Regions from separate parts of the Mus musculus genome. Here region 2 is linked to region 1. A link is a loop called in an ENCODE intact Hi-C map of the cell type or tissue named here. Cell type or tissue: heart. All regions are shown on one strand. Links, peaks and the distances in the headings refer to the core of each region. The heading gives the core; the rest is flanking DNA.

The links. Peaks named below come from ENCODE experiments on the same cell type or tissue, not always from the same donor. Only the 100,000 strongest peaks of a DNase experiment are listed, where the experiment ranks them.
Region 2: it touches region 1 in a loop (4-fold over the local background); 14 of 42 quality-filtered maps call a loop at or near these places.

What each region holds. Positions count from the first base shown.
Region 1 is chr13:59,815,129-59,830,753 of GRCm38, reverse strand. It overlaps Tut7 (terminal uridylyl transferase 7), which reads left to right and starts at 7,644. Exons shown (of 27, transcript NM_001373962.1): 1 at 7,644-8,121; 2 at 8,644-9,194; 3 at 13,915-14,096; 4 at 14,367-14,483; 5 at 15,031-15,208. The coding sequence starts at 8,675. In heart, for the core only: CTCF peaks have their summits at 7,386 and 7,630; DNase peaks (open chromatin) are centred at 7,573, 7,983 and 10,433; H3K4me3 peaks cover 4,288 bases; H3K27ac peaks cover 1,707 bases.
Region 2 is chr13:59,762,151-59,777,775 of GRCm38, reverse strand. Isca1 (iron-sulfur cluster assembly 1) reads left to right here and starts at 7,987. Exons shown (of 4, transcript NM_026921.4): 1 at 7,987-8,152; 2 at 14,981-15,034. The coding sequence starts at 8,072. It overlaps Tut7 (terminal uridylyl transferase 7), which reads left to right. Exons shown (of 27, transcript NM_001373962.1): 27 at 4,917-5,900. The coding sequence ends at 4,984. Etohd2 (ethanol decreased 2) reads right to left here and starts at 7,810. Exons shown (of 2, transcript NR_015349.3): 1 at 7,430-7,810; 2 at 4,096-6,849. In heart, for the core only: CTCF peaks have their summits at 7,327 and 8,265 (motif pointing left); DNase peaks (open chromatin) are centred at 6,355, 7,435 and 7,915; H3K4me3 peaks cover 5,289 bases; H3K27ac peaks cover 5,977 bases.

The DNA of each region.
Region 1 (15,625 bases), core at 3,636-11,635:
ATTTCCTCAGTGTCTGTTATTATATCTCCTTTTTGTTTCTGACATAAATTCACACATCTATGGCCACCTGATCTTTTATGAAGAAGCCAAAAATATACAGTGAGAAACAAGAAAGCATCTTCAACAAGTTGAGCTGGTCAAATTGGTTTTCTACATGTGGAAGAATGCAAATAGATCCATATTTATCAACCTGAAGAAAGTTCAAGTGGATCAAAGATCTCAGCATAAAACCAGACACACTGAACCTGATAGGAGAGAAAGTGGGAAAGACCCTTGAATACATTGGCACAGGAGACAACTTTTTGAACAGAACATTATTAGTGCACATGCTAAGATAAACAATCAATAAATGGTACCTCATGGAACTAGCAAGCTTCTGTAGCAAAGGGCACGGTCAATCAGACAGAGCAGGAGCCTACAGAGATCTCTACCAACTCCACATCTGGTAGATATTCAATATCCAAAATATATAATGAACTCAAGAAACTAGAAATTAAAAAACCAAATAATCCAACTTTAAAAATGGGGTACAGATCTAAACAGAAACTTCTCAATAGAGGAATCTCAAATGCCTGAGAAACACTTAAAGAAATGTTCAACATCCTTAGCCATCACGGAAATACAAATCAAAATGACTTTAAGATCTCATCTTACATCTGTCAGAATGGCCAAGATCAGTAACACAATGGTAGCTCATGCTAGTGGATCAAGGGAACACTCCTACATTGCTGGTGTGTATGCACATTTTTACAGTCACTATGGAAATCAATATGGTGGTTCCTCAGAAAAGGGCATATGCCCAATGGATGCTGCATTCTACCACAACACTTGCTGAAATATGTTCATTGTGGCTTTATTTATAATACCCAGAATCTGGAAACAATCTAGATGTCCCTCAACTGAAGAATATATAAAGAAATTGTGGTACATTTACACAGTGGAGAATTACTTTATGGATTAAAAAAAATGACTGTTTCGGGAAATATTAAAAAAAAAAAAAAGCGGCACGTTCCTGCTCTTGTGCCAGCAACTCTCTGCCCTGTGGGGCTGGCTGACCATGCACTGGCGGGCAATGGCCAACCTGTCGTTATCTCGTGAAGACTCTCTGGCCTGGAGCTCCTGAAATGTCCCCACCCAGCTCTCTAGGTTCCCACTGGTGGGTCAATACCACACCAGCCCCATGCTCCAAAACGCCCATGACCTTTGTGGTGCACCTCAGGCAAACCCATGCTTTGCCACCACACCTTTCTCTCTTGAACCCGGACGAGCCACCAGGTAAAGGGAAATGCAACCCAAACTTAGTTCAGAAATAATGGTAACTCAATTGCTGGGCACAACAACTAAAATCCTACCTTGAAGCCTTATTAAATCTAAACTCTCCAGTGAGGAAGCCTGACGGATCCACCATTGAAGCCAGGTGACACTCGTTGCTACATCTGGTCTTCACGCTATCCCCATCTCAAAGGACCCCACTCTCTCCTGCTTCCTCTCTTCCTCCATCCAACCTGGAAGTCCCACCTACTCACCCAGTGATTGGCTCCTTTATTCATTAGGGAATTGGTTCACAAGAAGTCACCTGAGTATGACTCACTCCTTGTCCACAACCCCTCCCAGGAGAGTGGAGTTAGCATTGACCTACAAACAGCACCAGGCCTATTCATAACAAATGACATCATGAAATTTGCAGGCAAATGGATGCAACTAGGAAAAAAAATCATCCTGAGTGAGGAAAACCAGACCCAGAAAGACAAATATGGTATATGTTCACTTATATGTGAATATTAGCTGTTAAGTAAATGATAATCATGGAACAATCCACAGACTCTGAGAGATTAGGTAAGGAATGGGTTTGGGAGGAAGCATGGATATACCTAGGAGAGGGAAATAGAATAGAATCTAAGGGTGGCCTGTGCGGGAAGGTGGGAATAGGATTGGAAGGATCAGGTGGGCAGGAGTGATGGGGGTAGGGGGTGTAGGGAGAAATAGCTGGAATGGGGTGGCATTTGGAAAGTGGAGTGGAGACCTCCTGGAATCTATAAAGATGGCCCTAGTGAAGACTCCTCGTAAGGGAGGATATGGACTCTGAACATCTTTAGCAGCCAGGCAAGGCCTTCCATTGATGGTTCTAGGCTACATTTGGTTGAGTTGTTGGCTGAAGAGGTCCTGTGAAGACCCAAAACAACCGAGACTGATTCTAGGACAGATAGCCATCCTCTAAAACTGACAGTGAGTCCCCACTGCTGAGGACAACATCCACACAGCTCACTGAACATAGAAAGGTCCAGTTGGGGAGGACTTGGAGTCTTCTGTCACTATGTTCTAGTCTCTGAGAGCTCCGGAAAGAGAAACCTGGACACCAACCCAGCCGCAAAACCCTCCACCTTCAATCTGTTCTAACTGTATGATGTCACAGAAATTATGGAAGTGGCCAACCAATGTTTGGTTTAATTTGAGGCCCAGTCCCTGAGAGGGAACCCATGTCCTATACTGCCTGGATGGCAGGAGGAAGAGACTGGATAGCTCAGAGACTTAAGGTAGAAGAACCAATCACAACTGGAAAGAGTCAATGAAATGATTCCTAATGATATTCTGCTATACTCATAGGTCGGTGCTCTGTCCAGTTGTCAAGAGGCCTCCACTGGCAGCAGATGGGAGTGGGTAAAGAGACTCACAGCCCCACATTATACAAAGAAAGTGTGTAGATTGGAGGTCTCCATTGGGTCTCTCCCCTCAGAGATCGGGGAACCATGTGGAAGCAGGGGAAAAGATGGTAGGAGTCAAAGGGGATGCAGGACACCAGGAGAACATGACCCACTGAGTCAACCAAGCAGGGCTCACACAGGCTCACAGAGGATGAATCAGCAAGCACGGGGTATACATGGGTATACACCAGGTCTTCTACATGAATATATGCTATGGCTGTTAGCTTGGTGTTCTTGTGAGTCTCCTCACAGTGGGAGTGAGTGTGTCTTTGACTCTTTTGCCAGCTCTTGGGACTTTTCCTTCTATTTGGTTGTTTATCTAGCCTTGATATGATGGCTTATGTCTTGTATTATTGTATCTTGTTTTGTCCTGTCTGGCTGTCATCTCTTGGAGACCTGCTTCTCTTTTCTGAAGAGGGAACAGGGGAAATGGATCTGGGTTAGAGGGGAGGTGGCAAGGAGCTAGGAGGACTGGAAGCAGGGGGTGGAGGTGGGGTGGGCTGTTACTGAGGTTGGATAAGCGAAGCATGTATTTTCAATTTTTAAAAGTTCAAAAATAAACTTGTATTGGAGGACTGTGACAGCAAGTAATTGTGATGAGTAACTGAAGAATCTGGTACACTTCCGGAGTGCTACAAGAGAGAAACACGGTAAGGATGGAGAGAGACAAGGGAAGAAGCAGCTGCTGGGTCAGACCTTGCTCTCTCACAGATAGCTCACTTCTGGCTTGATCCCAAGCCCCAGCCTCAGTACTCAGGAGGCTGGAGGCAGGAAAACTGCTGGGAGTTTGAGGCCCTCCTGGGCTACCACAGTGAGTCCCAGGCCAGCCTGAGCTAGAGTGTGACCCTGTCTCAAGACAAACAAACAATAAATGGGCTTAGAGTGTAGCTAGGTGATAAGAATGCTGGCCTGCCTGACTTCTGCACCTCCCAGCACAACAAAGGAGAGGAGAGGATGGGGAAGAAAGAGTAAATGGGGTTCAGAGGGGGCTGCGATGGAACATGACCTTTGAGCAGAAATAAAAAAGACAAAGAGGATATGACATACATATCCAAAGGAAGATTGAAACAGCAGAGAAAGATGGGAAATTGTAGAACATGAGAAAGAAACATCTTACTTGTCAGCTGAAAGTCAGTAACTGTAATGCAACTCACAACAACAACAACAACAACAACAAAATAGTTCTGAACACCAGAGAGCCACTTAAGGTCAAAATCCATAAGACTTTTGAGTTTAGCTGTTTCCTTTCTTCTATAAGCCTGCACTCTTCTTTGAACCTCTCAAGCAAGATTATAATCCACATTAACAGTCAAATCCCTTTTTAAAACTTTCTTTTCTTTTGAGATAGGATCTTGATATAAAGTCCTGCATATCCTGATACTTGCTATATAGACCAAACAGTCCTGAACTTGTGGTAATCCTCCTGCCTCAAGCACTGGAATTACACTTCTCTCCCCCTCCCCCTTCCTCCTCCCCCCCCCCCCCCGTGTGTATGTGTGTGAGTGTGTGTGTGTACCCAGGATGTCCTCAAGCTCACAGAATTCTCCTGCCTCAGCTTTCTGACTATATAGGAATGCACCATGAAACCTGGCTTAACACATCTTAATCTCTCTGTGACCAACTTGGAATAAAACTCTTTTGACCTTTTTACCTGCTTTCATCTTATCAGCTTGTAAAGAAAAGCAAAAGAAGGCAGGAACCAAAGATCCAATACATGTCAAGTTTTACCTTCAGGAAAAATAGTAAATGTGTGTCTGAAGGTAAACAAAGTTGTGTGCACACTTTAAGAACCTGTGTTCACCCTTAGAAGCAACAAGAACTTAAGACAAGCTTAACTCTCTGGAAGCTACTGACTGTGGCAAGCCAGCCAAGCCAGGCTGATTGGCAGCTGGCACCAAGTTGCAGCCTAGAGAAGTGGTAAGAAGTCACTGGACTTTGGACATGTTTATCTTTCTTTCTTTTCTCAGGAGTATTTAAAGAAAGAGTCAAAATAACTTACTAACAAAGTGGACAAAGAAAAGCATTGAGAGAAAGAGAAAAACACTTAGCTGATAAAACTATGAGGACAATTTTACTTTACAGACTTCTGATTTCTCCGACCTACAGAACAAAGGATAGAGTTTGTTACAAATGTAACCTGGTAACAACTTCTATCCCCTACAGAAGATACATTGTAACATGAAGAGCAGTGTCTCGAGTCTGCAACATCTATTGCCTCCTGTCCCCATGTTTGTGCTCCAGGTTACTGAAGCAATGCCACAGACATTTTAAGAAGCTGTCTTCCTCTTAAGGACTTCCAAGCAAATCCAAAGCAAACGTTTCAACTGCAATAGAATTTTCATGACCAATATAAATCTCCAATATATTCTGACAGGTTTATTTTGCAGTCAGTAGTTTTTTTATTAGTACTAGGTCCTCAGTATGATTTTTTTTCAGTCCTGGAGAGGGAATCCAAAGCATTCTTCCAAATGAGCTGCATCCTCAAATGAATAATATTTCAAACATTTCTTATTTTTATTATGTGTGTGCATGTGTGTGTGTGAGTACAGTTGCCCTAAGTAGCCAGAAGCATTTGTATCCTCCTGGAGCTGGAGTGACAGGTGGTTCTAAGCAACCTAAAATGGATGACTAGAACTGAACTTGAGTCTTCTGCAAGAGCAGCCACTGCTCTTAACCACTGAGTCACTTCTACAGCCCCTGAAGATGCATATCTCTCTCTATTTGGGATTTATTTTTAATGTGTATGAGTGTTTTGCTAACATATTGTCTATACACATGTGTATCTGTTGCCCCATAGAGGTCAGAAGAGGGCCATGGAACCCCTGGAACTGAAATTATGATCAGTAGTGAACTAGTATGTTGGGGCAAGAGTAATAAATTCTCAAAAACAACTGAGCCATATCTCCAGCACTCAACATGAACCTTAAGAGCAACTATTTAAAATAGGAAAAGACTACGGATATATATTGAAGAGAATGCATATAAAATATTCTAAATCCTTAGAACAGTGTGTGCTGTGTACTTCCTCTAGGGTTCTAGGAACCAAGGACTTACCTAAGCCAGGACTTCAGAGATTACTCACCTGGGTGTGGTGACGCGGCTTTGGCCCATCATAAATATAATGATGCATCGTCAGCTCCCTTTGGACTCGATGAAATGCCACTGTCTGCCTGGCAAACAGATTATTAGTTTGGCTCCGATGAATTTTCAGAACAAAAGACATCTACATAAGAGGCTATCACAAATGTTTTAAGAGTATGTTTCAAGTCACACAGAGCTGCTAAGAACACATGCTTCCCGCTGGTGAAGGTTTGGATTTCAATCAGGTCTCCTTAAGGGCCAAGCTTTGCCATTGGTTTTTCCCCTAGAGTACTTTCTAATGTACCTTCGTCCTTTCTGAAGGGTGTGTGTGTGTCCTTGTGTGTGTGTGTGTCTGTGTGTGGGCATGCAGGTGCTGGTGGAGTCCACTCGTGTCAGATCCCCTAGGAGACCAGTTATAGACAGCTGTGAGCAACCACCTTGGGTGATGGGAAGTGAAATTTGCTCCTCTGTAAAAGTAGCAAATCTTCTCACCCATTCCCTCAGCCCCCTCATTCTCTTAATACGTCTACATTGCTTGGTGGTCAGAGTCTGATACATGGAACTTTTACTGTCAGTGACAGGAACTCTCAAGTTATATTCAGAACAGCTACTAGCTGTGGGACCCTAGAGAAAGATGGCTTTCTGGGAAGGCTTGTCTGGCCTCAGTGGGAGAGGATGTGCCTTATGATACCAGGGTTGGGCAATGAAGTGGGGGGGGGACACCCTCTCAGAGGTGAAAGGAGGGGTCCTGGGGAAAGGAAGGGGGAGGGGGGAACCAGGATGCAGCATTTGGAATGTAAATACTTTTTTTTTTTTCCGAGACAGGGTTTCTCTGTGTAGCCCTGGCTGTCTTGGAACTCACTCTGTAGACCAGGCTAGCCTTGAACTCAGAAATCCCCAAACCCACACAGCAAGAGGAAACTGACAAAACAAGTTGGTTGTAGAATATCAACCATTTAGCTATGTCTCTTTTGCTTTTTAAATTTCAATTGTATTCCTTTCTTCCTGAACTAGTAGGATTGAGTTAGTATTTATTTACAGTTTTAAAGACAGTTTCTTGGAATAGCAAAGGCTGTATGCATTCTTCACTTTAAGACTGTTGGCTAAAGAACCCAATGGATTTAAATTTATACTTTGTAGAGGTAGAAATGAAAACTGCCTTATTTTTTCCAGCACTTCTATTCATTAGTTGCTTGAGGCTTTCAAGGCATGTAGGACACTTTAGATAACAATGAATGTTCAATTAGAAAAAAAAAAAGCAACTCTGTGTTGTTTGCTAAGTTTTTGTTTTTTGTTTTTTTGAGACAGGGTTTCTCTGTGTAGACGTAGCTGTCCTGGAACTCACTCTGTAGACCAGGCTGGCCTCGAACTCAGAAATCTGCCTCCCTCCAAGTGGGATTAAAGGCATGTGCCACCACTCTCCGGCTGTTTGCTAGTTCTTAAAGAAAAAAAAAAGTTGAATCTCTTTCTACCCCCAGGTCGAGCTTAATCCAGAGGTTTAGGCCGCTGAACTTCCTTCAAGGTCGTTCACAAGGCCCTCACTGAAACTTGGAGCCACTCGGAATTATAAAAAGACCCAGCTTCCCGAGCAGCCACAGAGGGGCGTCGGGGGAACCCGAAAGCACTGGGCGACGGATCTCGCAGGTAGCTAGGGAGCAACCCCGGACCTCTGCGCCCGCACCCGCGGCGCGCCCCCGGCGCTGGGAGGAACCTGGGCGGCGCGCGCTTCCGGTGCGCGCTTCCGGCCAGCCGCGGAGCGCGGGGCGGGGACACCGCAGTCTTCCAATCGCGCACAATGAGACGGCGCTGAGCGCCGGAAGTGGGGCTGAAGGAAAACACGGTGAGGAGCCGGGCCCGGACAGGAAGCGGCGGGGGACCGCAGCGGCGCTGGTGAGTGCTCCGGGGCGCCGTCTCGTCGCGTCCCTCCGGGACTCGCCTCCGGGCTGGGCCCGTGGGTTCCCCCCGCCCCCAGAAGCGTATCTGCCCGGCCCCGAGGTACGTTGGCGCCGTCCTTCTCCGGCCGCCTCGGCCCGGCTGTGCGCCCGGAGCCCTCGGGTTCGAGTCCGCGTCTTCACTTTGTGTCGGGGCTCCGGCCCTGGTCCGGGGAACCCCGGAACCCTGTCAATGGCCGGGCGCTTCCTGCTTCCTATTCCCCACGGCGGCTTCGTGGCCAGTAGCGCGGAACCGCCTCCTCCTTCGCCTGGGGACTCCGCTGGTGGAAACTGAGGCACACAGGGGTGGGGCAGCCGAATGGGGAAGGAAAAGGAGTGTCATCCTGCGGAGGATTGTGGTTGGTGACGAAACTGGACTTGTCTGGGGCTGGGGACTGAGAAGTCGGGTAAGTCAGCTGGCGTTGTCCCTTGGTCGGAAGCCTGGACCCTTAGAGCGGTACCTTAGTGGGAAGTGCTGTCCCTTCGCCCAGCGGTCGCGCCGGGTTGAAAAGCGAAGCTTAGAGTGGGGGCTGATCGAAACTGAAATCTGCTCACATAGTTTCGGCTACTTTGATACCTAAAAGTAATTGCCAACTTTAAAAAAAAGAAATAGATTTGGGAGTTTTGTAACAGTGTTGACTTAGGATGTTTACTTTGAAGAGAGGTGCTTTCGTTACATAGAAGTTACTTCTTTAGTTTCTGAGACTATAGAAGTGTCTTCAGATTTAGTCTTTGTATTAAATAAGGACCAGTTTTTATGAACACTGTAACTTCTGGAATGCATTAATTATTAGGAATGTGGTAACAATTTAATTTTTAAATGGGGGAAGATAAAGGCTTCAGGGCACCCGTGTGTTACTTTGAGTATTTGGTATGATATTATTTTACAATTTTGTTTTGTTCCCCCCTCCCCCAATGCCTTCTTTCAGGTACAAAGTAAGAAAGTTGAAGTCAAAGACCATGGGAGATACAGCAAAACCTTACTTTGTGAAGCGCACTAAAGACCGTGGAATTATTGATGATGATGATTTCAGAAGGGGCCATCCCCAACAAGATTATTTAATAATGGATGATTATGCTAAAGGCCATAGCAGTAAAATGGAAAAGGGCCTTCCAAAAAAGAAGATATCACCCGGGAACTATGGGAACACCCCCAGGAAAGGACTGTATGGGGTTTCCAGCAATCCATATGCATTTAAAAACCCAATTTACAGTCAGCCTGCTTGGATGAATGATAACCACAAAGATCAAAATAAAAAATGGCTATCTGATGAACTCGCTGGTAATGCAGACAGCTGGAGAGAGTTCAAGCCCGGACCTAGGATTCCTGTCATAAGCCGCTCAAGGAAGGAATCCTTTCAGGAAAGTGACGATGCCTACAGGTGGCAGGAGGGGAGAGGCTGCAGAGCTGTGAGAAGGCTGTTTCAGAAAGACCTCAGCAGCCTAGAAGCCATGTCAGAAATGGAAGCAGGAAGTCCTGGTATGCCTCAAGTCTCTAGACTGTGTGTCTGTGCTATTTTCTTCATCCAAATAAGTGTTGTTCTTTTCAGTCATGAGCCCTTTAATGTGAGTGTGTTAGTGTTTGCAGTATAATTGCGCAGCCTCAACATATTTCATGCATTGGACCATCACAAGCTCCAAGGCAGGTGCAGTACTGTCCCCTAAAAACTAAGCAGAAAAGCCAGGCTCATTTTACTTTAGTAAACACCTTATGGGAGAGGAGGAGGGTGGCCACTTAACCTCAGAGATCATACTCTAATTTCCATAGTCGGCATTATTTTTGTGTACATGATTTTAATTTTAAAATAGGTTCAACATGCACATGACAGTATAAAACTGAAAATATTTACTGTTAAGACAGAGTATAGGCTGTGTATATTACAAAGAGGGAGGGAGGCAGGAGGGATGGAGAGAAGTAGTGACAGGGAAAGAGGAAGTTGTGGGGGAAAAAAGAAACCAAGTTTCCGTTTAACCAAACTAACTGGCACAGGACCCCGAGTAGTTGGAATACAAGCTTGACAACAAAATTTGGGAAATAGAAATTTAGAGAATCGTAATGCAGAGAAAAGCAGTGCTGTTCCCTTTCAGAAGAATCAAAATCTGCTGCTGCTTCATGTAGTCAGGGCTAGCCTTAACTAGATTCACTTGCTTGGACCTCCCAGTGCTAAAACTTCATTTCTAATACATTTTTTAATATTGATACAAAGTGATTGTATTTTTCCAAAATGTGCACATAGATGTTGTAATAACAATTATTTGAAAAAAACAGGAAAAAGTTATTTCTATCTAGTCAGTATATTTGCTGAAGTGAAATAAAGTCGTGAGTTGGATGGAAAGCATGAAAACTGTTTATAGTATGAAATTAGACTTGGAAAAATTGCCCCCTTTTGGAGACAGTGTCTCACTGTGTGGTGCCCTGGTGTGGAATTTGCTCTGTAGACCAGACTGGCTTCACAGTGATCCTTAATGCTTTTTCTTCTGAATTAAGGTTTAAAAGGACCCTGTCTCAAAAGAAAATAAATAAAATAAAATGAACCGTAGCTTTACAAATCTTTGAGCTCGGCAGACTAGAAAGGCTGTTGTGTGGGATTCTGGGGTGATGTGGAGCCACATTTTTGTGAGTTGGGCAGCTGCAGTTTGGAGAGGATGCAATTGTCCAGACTTATTTATGCAGTGCTGGATGGGAGAGTGGGACAGAAATCGAAACTGAAATTGGGGATGCATCCTGTCACCCTGGCCATTACCTCAGTCTGCAGGACCTGGCATCCTGACAAGGGAACAGTGTTCATTGGTGGTTTCTGGGCTTTGGATTTCTCTATTACTTCTTAACGTTTTATGCAGACCTTAAGTGTTTCTATTATGGCATTCATGTAGGTGTGGACATTGTTACCTATATTTGTCTTATGGAAATAAAAAATTAAGATATGTGTGTGTTACATGCCTGCAACCCAGAAAGAACTAGGGAGGTTAAGGCGGGAGGGTGGAAGGTTTGAGGGCAGCCTAGACTACCTAGCAAGTCATTCAGGAGGTGGAGCAGGAGGGTCAGGAGAGCTCCCTAGTGAGCTCTCAGCCAGTCTGGATTTTGTGAATAAAACAAAACAAAAATTAAAAAAAAGAAAGGGGGAAGGGGGGTACTGACCTAACTAAGTGGCTGGGGTACTTTAAATGGTACTTTTAAGATAAGGTGTAAGCCAGGCTGAGAGGTACACCGTTAGTCCCAGAGTGCAAGAGGCAGAGACCGACAGACAGACTTGTGGATTTGAGGCCAACCTGGTCTACTTAGAGATTTCCAGGCTAACCAGGGCTACTTAATGAGACCTTGTCTAAAATCACCACTACTAGTATAATAATGAATTATAGATCAATGTTTTACAGCTAGAAGTATTAAAGGAACCAGTTGTAGAGCAAAAACCTCTTCTACATGTTCTTCCTCAGTTTTAGGAATGACTGGAAAGGTGTCTCAGCAGGAAGTACATTGGCTCTGTGTTTACACTTAATATTTCTGTATAGAGCAGAGTTTCAGGTTGCCAAATGAAGAAATTGATAGTATCCCTTGAAAATCATTATAAAGGAAACCTTAAGATTTTGTATAAGATTGCATACAATAGAGAGGAGTTTAATTTGATGTGTAAATTTGCAGTGCGTGGAAATGGCTCTAAGAAAAATCATTAAAGGGAATAAAATATCTTAATTTTTTCCCCTTGGGACAGGGTCTCATTGTGTAGCTCTGGTGGGCCTCAAATTCTGCATGTCGATGAGGTCACCTCACACCCTGAGTTTCCTCTGCTTCTGCCTCTCTTGTTCTGGGAGTAAAGGGTGCATTACCCTGGCCTGCGATAATAAGTATCACTCAAACTGAGAAGATGTGATAAAATTATATTAAAGTTGATTTTTAAAGCTTTTAAAAGACGGTTTTGTTTTTCTTTTTTTCATTTTGGCATTATTGTCCCTCCCTCAACCCTCAAATGTCCAAGGTTGTAGGTGTAAAGTCTTGGGGGCAATGTCATTAATAGGCTGGCAGGAAATGTCCATTCAAATGTCCTCTGTGACTGGAGTGATGTTCTATTTGCAAATAAGATGTGAGGACTTGGAACACTCACAGCTGAGGGCATGATAGCCCATGTCAGTAGTTAGGGGACCTTCTTGGGCTGTTTTGCTGTCCAAGAGCTGCTCCAGTGAGCTTTTTTCCCAACTTGTCCCTGCAGGCCTTGACAGCCCTGCCTTTCCTTAAGTGTGCCACAGGGGGCTGTTCAGGGATTTCTCCTCACTTTGCATCCTGGACAGAACAAGGCTGTGGTACCTGCCATATCTTAAACTGCATTTTACATCTTTATTTTGCCTTGGCCTTGTACCCTTAGACAAGTTACTTTGTTCTCCGAGAGTGGGGTCAACCTCAGCATTGATGTGGGAAGTGCTACAGGGATCGGAGGAGGTGGGGCACATAAAAGCATTGCCTTTCTTCTGCTATGGAATCGGGTGGCAGTGCTTCCTGTCACTTCCTGTCACTCAGCACTTTGTCCAGCACTCCCTCCCCAAAAGTCACAGTGCTCTCCATCCTCTTACCTCATTGCCCCAGTGCTGTGGCAATAGTGCTGTACTAGTCACAGCAGTTGATTGCTAGTGTTTGAAGGGGGTTTCAACAAGCTGAGGATCGGTCTTAGTGCCAGTGTGCATGATGGGAACAGTCTGCCATTTAGCTAAGTTCTCCGTCTGGCAATGCAGTCTTTATTTTTGTAAGAATTTATTTACTTATTACCTATCTGTTTATTGTTTTTACGTGTACGTACATATGTACCTGCATGGATGCGTCTGTGCACCATCTGTGTGTAGAAGCCTATGGTGGCCAGAAGAGAACATCAAATCTCCTGGAACTCAAGTTTACAGATGGTTGTGAGCCTTCTTACCTGCTGAGCCATCTCTCTAGCCCCCACAGTAGCACTCTGTAGAACTTGGAGTCCTGTACTTCCTTTTCTACCCAGAATTCTTTCCTGCAATTAGCCAATACATTGCAGTTGCTAAGTCACGAGTCCCTCCGAAAGCTGGAGAGAGATTGCCTTATGCAAGACTTCTTCAAATCCTTAATTTATGGAAAGCCAATGAAGACAGTCCCATTTGTGTTTAATAAGAATTGTTAAAATGTTTTACTGCTTTGATTTTTGTGGGCATGTGCATGTGTGGGTGCCTGCATAACAGAACTCAGGTCCTCTGCAGGAGCTCCTTCCACTGAGCCATCTCTTCATCTCCTTCATCAGAATTTTAGCTTGGAAATAAATATCATTTAAGCCCAGCATTACAATTAGCTTCCAGTGTCTTTAGAACCCAACTGGAGTGTCAAGGCTGCTCACCACGGTTTTTAAAGTTTAGTCTCAAAATTGTTATATGCTTCATCGTTTGAAACGTTGTTAGCTTGAGTTTATTCAGTCGTTCTGCAGATTGTAGAACTAATGGGGTTCATGATACATTTATTTAGGGTAGACTCTGGCTTTAACTGCCAGTTGTGTTTCCTGTGCTCAGCCTGTCACTGATATGAGGCAAAAGCTAAAGTGGGGAGCTGTGTGTGCTCAGTAAGTAAACTTTAGCTTGAAGATTTTCCTCTTACTGAAGGAACCTGAATTTGTAGCTGAATGATTTTTTTGAACCATATAAGAAAATGATCACAGTTTCCAAGTTCTCTGGGTACATACAATATTGTCCATTTTTCCTGACTCGGGTTCTTTAAAAGAAAATAAAAAATTAGATATGAATATTTTCTATTAAAACACAGGTGTGTTTACAGTTTGGTTGGCAGTATCATGTATGCCCCATATACATCAAGTGGCTTAGAAGTACAGTTACAAGTACAGCCTTTAGTGAGAGCTTTCTGCTGTTGCATGAATGCTCAGCAGTATAGTATGGGAGGAGATAAAAATCAAATCCTGTGGAAAATAGGATCCTTTTTAATTGCAGTGGTTTCTGTGGATTGGTGAATGGAGAGCTGTCTCCCTCTTTGTTCAGTGTTCAGGTATCACTTACTATCATTGAAATAAGTTCACATGGGCTTGGGGTAGAGCTCAGGGCCTAGCACTCGCCAGCATGGATGAGGACCTGGGTTCAATACCTAGTACTATGCCTAAGTAAATGGATGTATAGGAAGAAAGTTATAATACTTCTTACTGAGAGCAATAGTTTTCAACATCACCCGTATTGTCCCCTAACTTAAGAAAACAAGAAACAGCGGTCCAGACCTCGTAAGCCACGGAGGACTAGAACGGAGGACAGTGAGCAGGATGGAGATCTGGACGGTCCTGTCATCGACGAGTCTGTCCTTTCAACCAAGGAGCTGTTGGGCCTCCAGCAGGCTGAGGAACGGCTCAAGAGAGACTGCATCGACAGGCTGAAAAGGGTAACGTCTTTATGGATATACTTACTACACCATCTCTAAACATTACTCTACACCAAGTTAGTAACTGCAGTATGTGCCTCAGGGTTAGGCTTTACCATGTGTAAATCCATATGCCAAGGGATAATTAGCATGACTTAAACTCAAGAGTTACTGCCATTGTATTTAAATAAAAATGACTGTCAAGCTTGGAAGTAACAGAGAAACTGATTCTGGCTGATTTTCTCTGAATGTTTAGAGATCTATCTTTCTGTCAATCTTTTCAAACTGTAGCGACCACGAAACTGCCCGACAGCAAAGTATACCTGCAAACTGTGCGATGCTTTGATTGACTCCATTCCGTTTGCTCATAAGCACATCAAGGAGAAGAGGCACAAGAAGAACCTTAAGGTGAGTGGGTCTCTGGTGATTGAAACAAGTGAATGCTTTCCGTTAAAACACAGGCATATTTATGGTTTGGTTGAAAATGTTATATATGTACCTTATACCTCAAGTGTGTTAGGACTGCAGTTGTGTCTGCCTTCACTGGGAGATTTCTGCTGTTTGCATGAGTGCTTAGCGGTGTAGGTTTTTGTGGTTTTCCTTAAATCCATTGTAGAATGCTTGTACACTAGTCAGATGTGTTTGTACACTTGTGAATTTCCCCAAGTCCAGAGTTAGGATGTAAGAAGCCATTGGTGGGACCTTGGTGTTCTTCTGCAGATAAGAAGGCACCTAATATCTGTGGTTGCTGTCCATGTTTTCTCTGTATTCCTGCCTGCTCCTTAGTATCCATATTAAGTACATAGAGTGTGTGTGTGTATGTTTGATAGAATGAAGACCACAATGTCTAAGATAAAGAAGGCTACAAAGATTCCTGAAAATTCTGTAGGGTCCTGTCTCAGTGAGAAGAACAGCTACACCTGAGTGACTTTAATCTTACCATTGATCTTACAAGGAAAAGCAGGAGGAAGAATTGCTCACCACACTGCCCCCGCCAGCGCCCTCCCAGATACATGCAGTTGGCAGCGCCATTGACAGAGTGGTGCAGGAGTTTGGTTTACACAGTGAAAACTTGGATCAGAGACTAGAAATTAAGCGTGTCATGGAAAGTGTGTTCCGGCACAAGCTACCAGGTATGTTCTAGATTCCTTTATCTATTTAGCATCTAAAGAGCCTCATAGTTCAGATTGCTTTTACCTAATAAGCATTAACTTATGGCCTGGCCACAGGGTGCTGCCTGTAAGGCTTATGGAGACTGAGGGAGAGGCATCCCCGACTGGGATTCCTATTGGGAACCCCAACAGCAAGAACCGTTTTTAGTGGAACTTACTGCTTATAATAAGTTAGAGCTATGTGTGCATTCTGACATCAGAAAGAAATGCTTGTATTAGCTTATGGCTATACTGTAGGTTTTAAACACTCTGTCCTTTTCAGGATACATTATCTGAATTTTAAAAATTATGACAGTTTTCTACACAAAATATGAGCTTGATCACATAGGAGTACTTAGTATGCTCCACAGCTCATGGCAGGAGTGGCTGGAGGCCAGA
Region 2 (15,625 bases), core at 3,786-11,785, 53 kb after region 1:
TGACACGACAGGCTTTGTCTAAGAACCAGAAAAATAAAGGAAATTTCTGAGGAGAAATAGGAGTCAGTGGTGAACTGAAGGTAGCTGGAGTTCTGGTCTAGAGAAGGCCAGTGTCCAGTTGAGTATATGAGTGTATTAGGGTTCTCTAGAGTCACAGAATGTATGGAATGTCTCTGTTTATTGAGGGAATTTATTGTGATGACTTTCAGTCTGGAGTCCAACTACCCCAACAATGGTCAGCTGTGAGTGGGAAGTCCAAGGATCTAGTAGTTGCTCAGTCCCACGAGGCTAGTTGTTTCAGCTGCTCTTCTGTAGATGTAGGTTCCAACAGATGTGCTGGCAAGTAAGTGCAAGCAGGCAAAGAAGAGTGAATCTTCCTACTTCCAATGTCCTTATGTAGGTCTCCAGCAGAAGGTGTGGTACAGATTAAAGATGTGTGCCACCACACCTGGATCTGGGACCTGTTTTTTGTCCCATGCTAACCTTAAACTCAAAGATCTCCTTGCCTTAGACTCCTGGGATTAAAGGCATCTACTGCCTTTCCTGGGCCTAACCTTTTCATGGCCACTGTGCCTCAAGATCTCCATGCGGAGATCCAGGTCAGAAATTTGTGTCTTCCAGCCTCAAGATCTGGATCACAGGTGAGCCCTCCAATTCTGGATTGTAGTTCATTCCAGAGATAGTCAAGTTGACAACCAGGAATAGCCACTACAATGAGCCTGCTGGCATTTAACTGGTCCAGGCTGCAGAAGAGTGTAATATTGTTATTGTGGCCATTGCATTTCAACCCACTATACTCAGGAAGATCTTCTAGCAAGTAAAACCACATGGAAGAAAGGGATGCATGTGGACCATGGAAATCAAAAAAAACAAAGATGGTCAAAGGAGGAACAGAAAGCGCCAGAGTTGAGCTCAGAGTACAAGTGAAGGAAGTGCTTGGTTAGGTGCTGCTTGGAGCTCTGTGTGGAAACTGAGTTCAGCACCGGGCTTAGCATCTGAGCTCAGTGAAGCCTTTGCAGAGAACCTAGGCTTTGGGAGCTAGGTTCAGAATACCAAGAAAAGGAGCCTGCTTAGCCTGGGCTGTGGTGTGAAGGGCAGAGCCCCCTTCTGCCATATCTCAGGCCTATGGAGGGTTACTCAAGAGAACATGGTGTGATACCAGGGTAAGAAGGTCTTTTGCTAGTATTTCAAGTCGTCTTCTGACTCTCAAAAAAGAGGGAAAAAACTGAGGTAAAAGTGGCTTTTTCAGCAATATCATAGGAAAGAACAAAACTGTGAGAAAATGTAAACGGAGTCCTTCCTGGGACAGCTTTGCTTAATCAGCCAGCCCTGGTCTCTCTTTACCTCTTTTAAAGGAGGCTAACAATGGGCAGGTAAGCCCAGAGAGCATGAGCAATCGTCCCTTTTAAGTTCTTGTGTCATTTATTAAAAATTAACTCGGAGGTCTTTTTATGTACATGAATGTTTTGCCTGTGTGTGCCTATATGTACTTCATGTGTACATGGTGCCTGTGGAGGTCAGAAGAGGTTGTTGAATGCCCTAGAATTGGAGTTACACATGCTTGTAGGCCACTGTGTGGGTCCTAAGTACCAAACCCTGGTCTTAACTGCTGAGCCATCCCCAACACAGAAAAGTGAAATTTCTAATGACAGCGCTTATAGAACTTTTACTACAGCAGTGTCACAGAGTGGGTGTGTCATAACATGTAGAACACAGATTAGCTGCATTCAGACATCCATTGTGGATTTAGGGAATGCCATCCTAATATTAGGGAAAGTACTGACTTGTTAATGCTGACTTTGGTAGAGCAAGAAGTCTTCAGCTGCCCCTCAGGATAAGCTGTCTCTCCTGGCCTTTCTCCCTCTTCTGTGAAGCTAGGACACTGACCACTCTGGGAGAGTTGAGGAAGCTTTGGGCTATTATTTCTACTATGAATGCAGTTCATGGGGGGAAAAATAGTGGAATTGTTAATGTGTTTAACTCCTTAAGTTTTTTCAGCACCAAGAGGCATGATCTTAAGTATTTGCGATTGTTTTAGTTTTCTTTAGTGAGGAAAGGAAACACTGAAATAATGAGAACTTTTTTTTTTTTTAAGCTAGGGTGTCATGTGGCCCTGGAATCCCCATGTAATGCTTCATATATGGTGGGCAGACACTGCTGTCTACGTGACATTCCCAACCATGGTGTCGTATCTGTTTACATAAAATTTAAAGTACTTGGGATTTGTGCTGGTGTGCAGAATAAGAGCATGTGACTTGAAGGAAACAGAGCTCTCCAGGTCTTAACTGCACTTAGACCAGAAGGAGAGCATTGTACGTGACAAACAAGCAGGAAGAGGGACAAGGGACAGGAGCTCCAGTCCCGCTCAGGAAGAGTCATAGCTGTTCTCCATGGAGCACACCATTTCACAATCAGAGTGCTGTTGGATACCCTCCAAGCCCAGTAGACAGAGTGAAAGGGGAATGGTGCCCCACAGTTAAGCTGATCGAGGTTGGGGAAGAGAGGTGGGCTATATCACATAACCACACTGACTTTCAAATGACCCTAGCTTTCTGGAAGGGTGTGAGCCACAGACAGCACCAGTCAGTGGCTTCATTTTCCCTGTAGATCTGGGAGTTTGAAGATCTAAGATGTACATGTATAATCAGACTAAAAGAATGCTGTTTTAAGCAACTTTGACCTTAAGCAGATATTCCCAAAACATTTCACACAGGAAAAGTACTGATGTTCCTGATGTTAGGCACATGAAGGAACACAGAGTGTGAGCAGTTTATTGCATGTTTCTGGTTTCCACTCCATGTGTTGGGGGCGCCCCTTGCCCTGCACACACCTCCGCTCTCTCGGCTCTGAGCTGACTGCTGAGGAGCTGCGTGCAAACACTTGAGCAGCTGCGTGAGTGCAGAGAAGGTTCCTGGTCCCCACACTGTCCCCAAGTCCGCAGAGAGCAGCACTGCTGGGCTTAAGAGGTTACACATCTTTAAAGTTGAGTTTTACTATAATTTTTCAAGTTTTAAAAAAGTGGGGAAAAAAATGTAGATGTTATAGACCTAGAAATGCCATGGCCAACTAACATATACTTAGTTATAAAGAAGTTATTAGTTATTCATCTCAGTAAAAAAAAAAAAATCCTACAACTAAAAACTTACTAACTTAAATTTATTATGGGGAAATTTTATTACAAACTGTATTCTGCTTTCTACAAGAAAAAATTATAGATTGCTAAGATTTGTTCTTGCCAATAAAATAGCTCAGAAAGTAAGTTAGTGACAGCTGTCACATATTAACATGTGACCCATGTCTGTGTTGTAGGTAGAAATAGTTTCCCTTGAGCCCCTTTGTAGACTAAGTCTCTGACCCACTCTAGTTTCCTTAATGAGCACATGTTGATGGACAGCTGTGCTCTTACCTTTGATTTTGCCATCTCGGCTAACAGGTGCATTCCTCTGATGTCTCAGCAAGTAGTACTTGTTTAAATTATCATAAAGGCCATTGGTGGGGCTGGGGAGATGTTCAGTGGGTATAAAGAGGACCAGAGTTTGGATCGGAGCATCCATGTAAGTGTTAGGTAACATGGCAGCCTGCTAGGAATCCATCGCATAGGGGGTGGAGGGAGGGAGCTCCAGAGCAGACTTGCATAGTTACCTAACCCACCTCCATGTATAAGGAGGAGACTATGGGGGGACCATCCAGTACCAAGCCCTGACTCCATCATATGTGCATGCGTACACACACACACACACACACACACACACAGTGTCCAAACACATATTCGCATTCACAAACATGAAACTATTTCATACACACAGTCATATGGCGGGAAAATGGTTTGGTAGTGGTGTGATTTTTGTTGTTATTGTTGTTGTTTTAATAGGCCTTAAAGTTCTAGTCAGTGATAAAGTTATATAAATATACATAAATGGGGCAGATAGCTACCAATCTTTTAGACTGTCTCTAAATTTTAAAATGTCAGGCCATTTGGTTGAAAAGAAATAAAGGGAAAGCTTGTGTGGTGGGCATTGCTAAAGCTGCTGCTTTGGGAAAGTTGTGTCCATGCTTCTGAAAATGTGGACAACTGCTGCGCTTTGACTTCTTTTACTTACATTTAATTCTACACTTCATTTGGAAATGACAAGAGTGACAGTTTAAGAAGGGAGCTAGCTTCCTTCTCCCCCTCAGAAGTTATGGGTGCAAGCCAGGTGTGGTGGTCATGGTGTAGTATTTAATCCCCACACTCAGAAGCAGGCAAAAAGCAATTCTAGGCTAGCCTGGGCTACATAATGAATTTTAAGTCATCCAAGGCCTCACAATGAGATTCTGCTTTTAAAACCTGTAGCTGGCATGGTACCAGTTACTAAACCCTTTGCATTCCTTCCATTGGTTTGAGTAGAGCCTTCATTGTACAGTAGTAGCCACATGGGCTCTCATTCCCTCTTGTATGTGCTCAGACTCCAGAACACAGTACATGTTGTAAGCTGTGGATGGCTTCACTACTAATTAAGTACAGAGAATTTTATTTTCTCCTTGTACATCCATAAGGTATTACTAGACTTCTAAAGGGTAATGGTATGAGGTACTAATTTCTGGCCAGCGATCTCTTTGCAGTCTGTGAGCTACAAACAAAAAGAATATCCTATGTAAAGAACTTTCAAAATGTTTCTTCCAGCCTCAGTGCCTGCCTGTGGCTGCATTGAACAGCCTCGGGGCTGTACCTTACCAGCACTGAGGAAGCAGTGTCTAAGCACTGCCCAGTGCCTCTGATGGCTGTGCACTTGTTTATACCTAGCCTAACTGCTCGACTCAGGACGAGTGCCCTTTGTGGTGGGACACGTGTCTGTCAGTAACTGACAATAAGTATTGTGTGACTTTGCTCAAACACCATTCTTTTCGTTTATGTTGGATTTTGTTTTCCCTCCTAGGTAGCCTTTCCAGTAAATATATGACTCAGGGGAGAGCCTCAGTGAAGAGGACCCAGCAGGAATCATGAGGGAAGGAACTGCAGCACTGGAAATGCCACTCAGGTGTCCGTGGCCACTTGGGAAATTAGGTTCATGGCACAGGACACAGTGACACAGATCAGGCTTCAACGTAACAGTTGAGGGGCATCGTAATTTTTTAAATTTTAATGAAATTGTTAATAAGGAAAAGAAAAATTTTAATATAGTCTAACTATACCACCAATCTCCAGAGATTTGAAGATTTTAATAGAAAGTCAACTTAAAAGAAAAATATGAGGGCCAGAATTCAATGACTACAGCGTCATGGATTTTAGTTCTTTCAAAGCACTCTAAAAATAGTGTGCTGCTCACCAGAGGAGTTAGCCCTCTTTCCCTACACATCCCCTTTTTGATTTCCAAGAGGGGATTCTCTCTGTTGTTCCTGGATCGTGGTATGGACGCACATCAAGGACATGTGGACTATACTGCTGTACATAGGGTCTACAAGCATTCTTCATGGCTCATTGTAGAAATGATAGCATGGAATGCAAGCACCTGTCAGTGTGGGCCTCGGTGGACGACCACAGCACCACTGGCACATCTTTGAGGGCTTCCTTCTCTAAGTAATTGACAGAACTGTTGTGCTCATAAAAATGAAGTCATAAAAATAAGTAGTCCTTTTTTGCTGGTTTAAAAAAGAAAAATTAAAGGAGAAAAGGACAGAATAAAAGTGCTTTTTACTTTTTATGATACACAGAAATTAGGGTGGAGAGCTTTTACAAACCTCTGAAGATCAAAGAGGCTGCTGTCTCTGCCAATCACAAGTTTGATTGGCAACCTTCTGGTCTGACTGGAGCCCTCTCTAAACTGTTAATGAACTTCACAAGCCTTTCTGAAATAGTACAGAGTCAGAACTATGCCGGTTTATTTATCATTTTGAAATAAAATCGAACTTTGAACGTGTAATTTTATCCACATTATTTTCTTATGAGTCATTAGAAAAGTCAACCAAAGCGCTGACAGTACACATCTCCTTAATAGGGTGCCCATGCTGTTCCCCTTTGATAGCTGTGCACCGGGTCTGGGGTGTGCAAGCAGGAGACTGGGGGGCAGAGAGAGAGCTTGCTAAGGACACTGGCACAACGAGGGAGACTCACGAGAGGCATATATGTGTGAACTAGACTGGTCATAGTCTAGTTATGAAAGAGTCATGTCAAAATGGAAATCATTAAGAAATTGGAAATCATGGTAAAAAAATAAAAATGGTGACCATCAAACTCATGGGTTGTGCAACCGGGGCCTCCCTGCTACGTGACGGCTCAGCTGCTGGCCTGCTTCCTTTCCTCCTGCTCAGCTGCTGGCCTGCTTCCTTTCCTCCTGCCTCTGGCTGTGAAGTGACAGCGCTGCTTTCTGGCTGGAACAGTGCCACGCCTACTGAAAAAGCGCTTAGTGTTGTTTATCCCTCTGCCCCTAGAACGGAGAAGAAATACGCAGCCAGGCCAATCTTTATACCTGGTAGTTATTTTCTACTTGGATGTTTTGTCGGTTGTTGAGGGAGAGGAGTGTACTTACCCCTAAAATTAAACAGAATTGTCATGTTTTCTTCTAGCCTTAAAAAGGTTTCCTACATTTTGATTCTTAAAAAAAATTCTGCCCAGCAGCCTGGTGTTTTTGATGGCTTATACTGATACCATTAGACAAGTGAGGCACGCTTCTCAGCGGATAAGATAGCAGGCTCGCAGCCATGGCCAAGTCAAAGCTTCCTCTGCAAGCGATCGCAGGGCCAGGGCCGATGCCCTGTTCTGTTCTAAAACAGCGGAAACTCAGAATCCAGTTTTTACAGCAGGAGTTCTGAACACCCGATCTTCACCTTCTAACAGTCTCTTGCTCACTGTGAACTGCTTTGGCAAGCTTCCTGGTAAAAGATGTAAAAGATGTGTTTTCAGTGTACAGAGAAACCCTGTCTCGAAAAACCAAAAAAAAAAAAAAAAATCAGTCTGTTTTTCTTTTGCTTCAAAGGTGGCTTCTATCTTAAGGAGAGGATATCTTCCCAAGTGGAACAAAATCCTTGCAAGAGAGAGATCAATGACCGAGTGGGGTTCACAGTTTTCAGACACTAAAAATAGAGTTGAAAACATGGTGTGCCCACTCTTTGTAAAGCTATGAAGAAAGGGTCAGAACATTTTCTTAGCTCCTGGGCAGGTCTAGGCAGAATGTACAATGTCTGTCTTACTCTGTCAGTGTTCCAGCATGGCAAAGTCCCCATTTCGGACGGGGAAACTGCCCCTTCTAGTCAGACCAGTGAGATCGCACTGGAAAAGAAAACACTTGTTCTTTCCGTCTAGACCTGAGGCCGAATCCATTTCCCTCCCTCGGCCTTCCTGGAACCATAAGGGGGCGATCAGGGGTAGCAAACCCCTCAGTACTCCCCACGCCCACCCAGTTCCCGCACGGGGCCAGCTGCTGCTCCGAGATAAAGGAGCTCCCGTTCTTACGTCATCACGGGCCGCGAAGGAAGCCGAGGCGTGGTGACAGGCGCACAGCTAATCAAATGGGACCGGCTAGCAGGAAAGGCTAGCCAAATGTGCACGGGGCCCGGGATCGGGACTCAAGAACCGATGCTAACGTAGCGCCCAGGGCGCTCGCTCTCAGAGGCTCGGATAGAGCCACCATGCCCGTGCTTCCATGCGAGGCTGGTAGCTACGTACGTGCTCAGTTTTCTTGACACAAACTGCTACACAAGAGTGACATTTCAATAACTGGAAACCTGTCGTATGGTGTCTACCCGCTTGCTTTACTATCGAAGCAGCTCCAGAGTCACAGAGCCGTGTCCCCACTTCCGGGGGGTCTGTCGTTAGTGTACGCCATACGGAAGGAGCCATCCCACTTCCGCTAGCGCAGTGACCGCGAAGCCCGCAAGGTCACAGGTCACCTCCCTTGCCTCGTCAGTGATGACGGCCAATCGGCCCGGCCCGTCACTCACCCGGACTGTCCAATGGTGGAGCGGGACGGGCGACGGGAGGCGGGGCCTGTGGCGCCTGCGCAGGAGCTTGTGGCGTCAAAGTGCCCGCCGTGTCCATGGAGAGAAGTTGAGTCCCCACGCTCCAGCCGGAGGCTGCGGGTGCCGCGACGTGGACATGTCGGCGTCGTTGGTCCGCGCCACCGTGCGGGCTGTGAGCAAGAGAAAACTGCAGCCCACGCGGGCGGCCCTCACACTGGTGAGTCACCTCGGCGTCCGCAGGGAGGTGGTGGCGGCGGCGGCCCGGGGTGCAGAGCGAGCCTGGACGCGGACTAGGGTCTCCCGGCGGGCCGCGCGCGGAGCTCGATGGGGCGGACGGGCTGTGTGCGCTGCCACCGGGCGGCCGGGGCGGAGGACGGCAGTTTGCCGCCGAGGTCACGGCGTTCCCGGAGAAAGGTCACACAGGGAACGCCGCGGCTCCGCATAACCTCCCAGGAGGCGTCAGCCCCAGAGGATCGGGACAGCGTGAGACCGGGATTCATTCGGTCCAGACGCCACCGCGGAATCCGCTCCACCCAGAGTCCTAAGAGGGGCTCTTGCCAATAGTTAGTTGAAGCAAAATAGAAGGGAGTCGTGAACAAGTGAGATAATCTGTTTATAGGATAGGTCATTGTTTGGCCCTTCAGTTTGCCCCAGTAATCACACTGCATTCTGTGTTGCTTTTCCCTCCGGGACCAGCTAGTTTTCGTCACCGCAGGTATGTCATGGATTCTAGGATTGTGCAAACTATGCTCATCTTACTGAGAATAGAGTAGAATCCTCCTACAAGTAATAAATTCCAGAAAAGTCGAGCACAGGATAGGTGGTGGTTGTTATTGTCGTTGTTTGCTTGCTTAGTTTTGTTTTGTTTTTTTTTTTAATCACCATTTGGCCTATTGCATGTTACTTGGGAAATTTCGACCCGCCCCTTCTCACACCCCCCCTCTGCCCCCGTTTCTACCTCATAAGCATACATTATCATGATCCGCTGTTTTTCATGAGAAGAAATAATTGAGTTGCCTGGCTCGCACCCTCCGTAGGCCATTCCTTCCAGGAGTAACATCTCATTTGCACAGTCCTGGCCTGTGTCGTGCTTTGTAATCTTCTGTTTCGTTATGTATAGTAGATCTCAATTCACACCCTCTGCCGCGCTGCCTAGCTCAGCTGTAGAGTCTGTGGTGTTAGGCTTGGTCCTAGAATCACCTTTCCCTGATTTTCATAGGCACAGCTGTTGGCAGGCGTCGTGGTTCGTACTTGTTTTTCAAGTGTCTGGTAAACATTTTGAACCCCAGCACATAGCAAATGCAAAAGCAACGAGGTGACCAACGGCCTAAAGTGTGAGAGAGAGATAACTAGCAAACAAGAGTAATATGAGTTAGGTATTGCTTGGCCGGTACATCAGCCTGACAGCAGGGAGTCTGACATTCTGCAACATCTACTAGAAGTCAGCCATGGCCAGGAAAGGTGTGACATAAAACATAAACACTAGCTATCTGTTAGCTGATGCCAGTCGTGGACAGAATGGATGGGCTGGCACATTGGGCTGTGTGTATTTTTAGTCAGGGTTTCTAGAACTTATGGATAGTCTATATAGTAAAGGGATTTGTTACAATGACTTAAACAGTCTGTAGTCCAACTCCTCAACAATGGTCAGCTGTGAGTGGGAAGTCCAAGGATCTAGTAGTTGCTCAGTCCCATGAGGCTAGTTGTTTCAGCTGCTCTTCTGTAGATGTAGGTTCCAACAGATGTGCTGGCAAGTAAGTGCAAGCAGGCAAAAAGCAAATCTTCCTCCTCCCAGTGTCCTCCTGTAGGTCTCTAACAGAAGGTGTGGCCCAGGTTAAAAGTGTGTACCACCTTGAACTCAGAGATGATCTTGCCTTAGTCTCCTGGGATTGAAGGTATGTACTGCCTTGCCTGGGCCTAAGCTTTTCATGGCCACTGTGCCTCAAGATCTCCATGCCAAGATCCAGGTCAGAAACTTTTATCTAACAACCTCAAGCTCTGGATTGCAGGTGAGGCCTCCAGCTTTGGATTGTGGTTCATTCCAGATAGAGTCATGTTGGCAACCAGGAATAGCCATTACACTGTGGTGTAGACTGGTAAGATCTGCAAACCCAGAATGGCTCCAGCTCACCACATCCAAAAACAACGTGCTCCTTCCCACCCCCATATATCTAGGAGTTAATAGAGTTGAATTTGCAGGGACCAGAGTCAGATGTGACTGGAGAATGTGAAAGCTGCTACCTAGTTGATGGGCAGCTTTATTTCCATCATTGTACAAGACAGAGGTGGTCAGCTTTCATGACGAGAGGCTCATCCTCACCAAGCTCCACTTGGGAGCGAGCGGTGGGGCCTAGCTAGCATGCATGTTGGTACGCGCTGAGAACCTAGTTCACTCTGTATGCACTGTAGTGTGTACACTGTACTGTAGAAGACTCTGGACGCTTAGCTTCCCAGCGCAGCCTGGTAGAGAGGGGCCCAGGGTGTGTATAAGGACATGTTACTTCACTGGAGTAGGGCCAGAAGATCTTTGGAACAGCAACTAGCACGTGCCTTTGGTTTAGAAACATAACCAGGAAAACCTGCAGGTTACAACCAGGTTTCTAGTCCAGTGGTAGAACAGCCGCTTTAGGGCCTGGCGTGAGAACAGAGTGGGGTGTTGTGTGTTCATTGTAAAGAGAGATTTGTTTTGTGTCACAGTTGTTAACTCTTTGGTCATTAATTTAGGAGCCCTTGCAAATATTTAATTGTGCCTTAACCACAGAGTTGTAAGATTAATAGCCATAACAAACACGGGCCAGGGGGAGGAGCCTGTGTGGGGGCAGGGGCTAAACTGGCAGAGAATGAGCTGTGAAGCTCAGGGCCTGAGTTTCCTCTCCAGTTCCCAGATAACAACAACAAAAAAGCTAAAGTTGGGGGGTGGGGTGGGGGTGGTGCATACTTGTGATCCCAGTGCTGGAGTGGGAGCAGGCAGGGCTGGGGCTCCAGTGGCCATCAGCCACCCTACGGGCCCAGCCCCAGGCCATGTGAGCAGTTCTGAAACATTCCTGAAGTGCATTTCCCAGCATTCTGACCAAAAAAAAAAAAGCAGCTTTGGAATAATTGTTTGGTTTGCATGTTTAATATTTAAAATTTATTTATTTTTGTATGTGTGGTCATGCGTGCCTTAGTGATTGTGTGATCAGAGGACAACTCTGGGTGTCACTTCCCTCCTTCCATCATGTGGGTCCCAAGTTCCTTTACCTGACAAAGTACCTCACCAGCCCTTTGAAAAATGTTTTTAAAACCTCTTCAATATGTTCTCACTTTAAGCAGCTGTGTTCCTATGGTAGTTTACACAGGAGCAGATTAAAAGGCATTATTAGATTTTACAGGATTTCAGTAATCTGAATTCTGAGCCCTTATTTGTTGGTAGATTTCTTGGGAAGGTTCAGGTTGAGCTGGTCTGGGAATGCAGACATAGTAGAAAGCTGCCAGACTTGCAGTGGTGTTCAGGGAAGACCTCCCCACTGCCAGGGTCTGAAGCAAGCGGGTGCTTACCGTCTTTCTAGTACCAAGTTCAGCTTGGTACTAGAAACAGATTGGTACCGTGAACAGAAAGGGCAGTCCCATCAGGAGCCCTGTCCGACCCATGCAGTTCTTTTGACTAATCGGAGCAGTCCCTTAGCTGAACAATGGCAGCTCCCAGAAGCTGAAGGGTCAAGTACTAGGACCAGCTTGGGATGCACAGTCTGTCTCCAAAACAAGGCAGGAATACAGCAGTCCCTTGGCCACTTTAGGCTGTCTGTCCGTCCCTCCGCCCCTCCCCCTCTCCCCCTTTTTAGTTGAGAGCTCCTTAGTAACAGCTCCTCAGGGAGGAACGCAAAGGGAAGACGGTTTTGGTCACTTGACAGCAGCTTGCAGACATTCAGGTCCTTTTAATGATACTTTTCCTTGTGTGCCTTTTCCTGTGTACACGATGTGAATGTTAGTGTTCATGTCAGTGGAGATGGCCTGCATAGCTTACTTTTGTGCCCTGTGTTGAAATTGTTTTGAGACAAACTAGCTGTGTATATCAATCAGGCTGACCTCAAATTCATGATCCTCCTGCCTCAGCTTCCCAATAGCCAGAATTACAGGCAGACACTGTCTAAATGTTTTCTGAGACTTGAGAAAAGAAAAAAAACACCAAAGTAGGTGTCTTAGTTAGGGAAGTCATTTAAGCCCCAGCCCTTGTTGGAAGTCCTATTCCAACAAGGCCACACCTTCAGATGGTGCCATCCCTGGTCCAAGGATATACAAACCATCACATTCCACTCCCTGGCCCCCATAGACTTGTTCAAAAACATGAGTCTATGGGGGCCATACTTAAACATAGCATAATGCAAAATGCATTTAGTCCAACTTTCAAAGTCCTCATAGTCTATAGCAGTCACAACAATGTTAAAAGTCCAAAGTTCAAGGTCTCTTCTGAGATTCATTCAACTTAATTAACTGTAATCCCCAAAGCAAGGCAGGAAACCAGCTGTGCAAACTCCAAACTCTGCATCTCCATGGCTGATGTCAAAGTGGTCTTCAGATCTCCACTCCCTTTTCATCTTTGTTGCCTGCAACAAACTGCTTTCTCCTGGGCTGGTTCCACTCCCTGTTAGCAGCTTTCCTCAGCATGTATCCCATGGCTCTGGCATCTTTAACATCCTTGAGTCTCCAAGGCAATTTCAATGTTACAGCTTCTTGTTTCAGTGTCTGGGATTCCACTTCATCTTTTGGACCCTCCTAAGGGCTGGCATCACTTCTCCATCTCTGTCCTCGGTAGCACTCTATGTTCAGGTTGATTCACTCCACTACGGCTGCTGTTCTTGGTGATCATCCCAGGGTACTGACATCTCCAATACACTGGGGTGTTCCACTCCAACTAGGCTTCACCAATAACCTCTCATAGGCTCTCTTCAGGGTGCCAAGCCTCAAATCCTTTGCATGACCCCTTCAGTCCTGGGCCATCAACTACAGCTGAGGCTTCACCTTCTCCAATGGGCTTCCCTGGCCTCTCACAGTGCTAAGCCTCAGCTTCTCTCCATGATCCCTTCATTCCTTCACAAGCAGTACCACCTGAGTGACTCTTACACATTACCACGTCCAGCCGCAGCACGAGGTACAACCTTGGGTATCTCTGGAACACAGCTTCTTTGTGCTCCCAGAAAACAATTTCTAGAAGATTTCACCTCAGTGATGCTGGTCTCTTCTTAATCACTGCTAATTCCTTAGCTCCAACTAACCAGCATCAACTGTCCCAGTAGTTCCTTCCATTCTTAACTCTAGAGCCAGAGCCACATGGCTGAAGCTGCCGAGTTCTGCTGCTTACAAGAACTAGAACATGATCCCCTTGTACTATTACATAAAGGTTAGGCCCAGGCAAGGAGATCTCTGAGTTCAAGGTCAGTCTGGGACAAATCAAGTCCCAGATCCAGGCTTGGTGGTACACATCTTTAATCTGGGCCACACTTTCTATAGTGCCATTCCCTGGGCCTGTCACCGGGTGGGGGTGGGGAATGGGATGGTGAGACAGGGTTTCTCTGTGTAGCACTAGAGGTTACCCTTCCTTTCTTCTGCCCTTCATGCAGTGCCTAGCTGCCTCTCTGGTCAGCTGCACTGTACTCCGCCTTGACAGACCAGCCGGCATTGACTTTTATTTTATTTTATTTTATTTATTTTTTTGCAGTGCTACACGAAACAAAATACACACGTATCATACGTAATAGCTTAAAATAGTGCACTAAACAGCAGCCACTTACTTTACACGTATGGCATTGCTTTCTCTTTGTGTGGGGGGTGTATGTGTAAAGGGGTTGCTGTACAAGTGCTCATGGATGCATACGTGTGGAGGCTGGAGGACATCTCCAGTGTCAGTCATTCTTCAGGCGCTCCCGCCTTTCCTTTTGAGGGCTGGACTTCTTGTCGGCATGGAACTTCCCAAGTAGGCCAGATTATTGGTTTGTTTTATGGAGCTTGAACCCAGGTCCTCAGGACTACAAAGCCACACACACACACACACACACACACACACACACACACACCTTACCGCCTGAGCTGCCTTCCCAGCCTGTGGCACACACGACGTCATGCTTCATGGTTTCAGTGTTGACTCCCTGACTCTTGATTTGGTTCTGGCATTGTATTTGTACACCATCATCTGTCCAAGCTTCAGCTGAGAGAGAGAAGCTGAGCTAGGGCTGTGCCAGTGATCTGTCCCCTCAGCACTGGCCTGATGCTCATTAAGCTTGAGCACAGAAATCCCGCCAGCTGGAGTAGCTAATGGACACAAAGGTGCAAGGACACCATTTCCTCCTCGCCATTCCTCTCACCTTCCCTATAGTCGCTGCCAGGCTGTACTGTGCCTGCTTCTCTCCTGGATTCCAGAATGTTTCCCTGTCTGGCCTATCTTGACAAGAGTCCTAGGGAAAGGATTACCCATTATCCCAGTAGGAAGCTAGACATTAGAAAACATGCTCATGAGAGTGGTTCAGGAATGTTTCAGATCAGACTAGGTCCCAGCATCCTCTACAAGAAAATGAGACTGATGGTACTAATCTGTACATCCAGACTTTTTTCTCATGCTAAACACTACTAGGCTAGGGTGAACTGCATTCTAAGAAACACAGCCAGATGTAGGCCTGTCACCGAGTACAGTGGCCATCCACCCGGATACCCAGGTATGTGTTGACCCACACTGGAAGTCTGAGCCCAGAAGCAACCCTCTAGCCACGCATTCAGATGAACTGAAGGGGACTGCGCCAATGGAAAAGGTTGGCTTTTCCATTGGTTGGCTGTTGATGGGCATCTTTATCTGGTGGTGTACTTGTTACAGACGGTGCAGTAAATGCACAAAATATAACCTCAGGGGCGTGGGGTTCTGTCTGGGTAGATAGCACAGGAGGAGTGTGCTTTTGCTGTGGCTTCCTTTGCTGGACTAAATCCACAGGTCCTCTGGAAAGACATGGCTTATTACCGACTGCTGTAGTGGAAGGCTTTTCCAGAAGATGAGTTTGATAAATTGTTTCTTTTTTTTCAGACCCCCTCTGCTGTAAACAAGATAAAACAACTTCTTAAAGACAAACCTGAGCATGTAAGTAACTGTTGAAAGTTAGCAAAGCTAAACTTCTGTTCTGGGGACAAATGTATTTATTTTGTTGCAAGTATATATGCTTTCATTGATTGAGGTGTTTGGTTTTGTTAGTTTTTACCTTGGCAAGGAAGGAATCAGCCCCGGCCTCACTAGTGAGGTGCTCTACAGGGAACTGCACCCAGACTCTTGAATCTTACACAGGCTGCTCATGATCCTAGACAGCCAGACTCTACAGATCAGCCTGAGCTTGTCTACGTGCTCACTGTGGCTGGGCACTCCCGGCCACCTGTGTGCTTTGGGCTGGCTAAGGATGTTCTGGAGTGACCCTGGCCTCTGCCTGCTGCATAGTAGTATCACCCTCTCAATTCCTAAGTTGTAAGGACCAAAATCCTCCCCAGGGGACGACTGGCCTGCACAGCACTTGTCCTTGTGTGGGTTTCTCCTGCTTCCATAGACAGTGTCAGTACGTGCTGTGGGTACACTTTGGTTTTACCCTGATAATTCAGCCTGAAGATCTTCCAGGTCATTATCTAAAGGTCTCACTCTGTCTTAGTTAGGGTTTTACTGCTGTGAACAGACACCATGACCAAG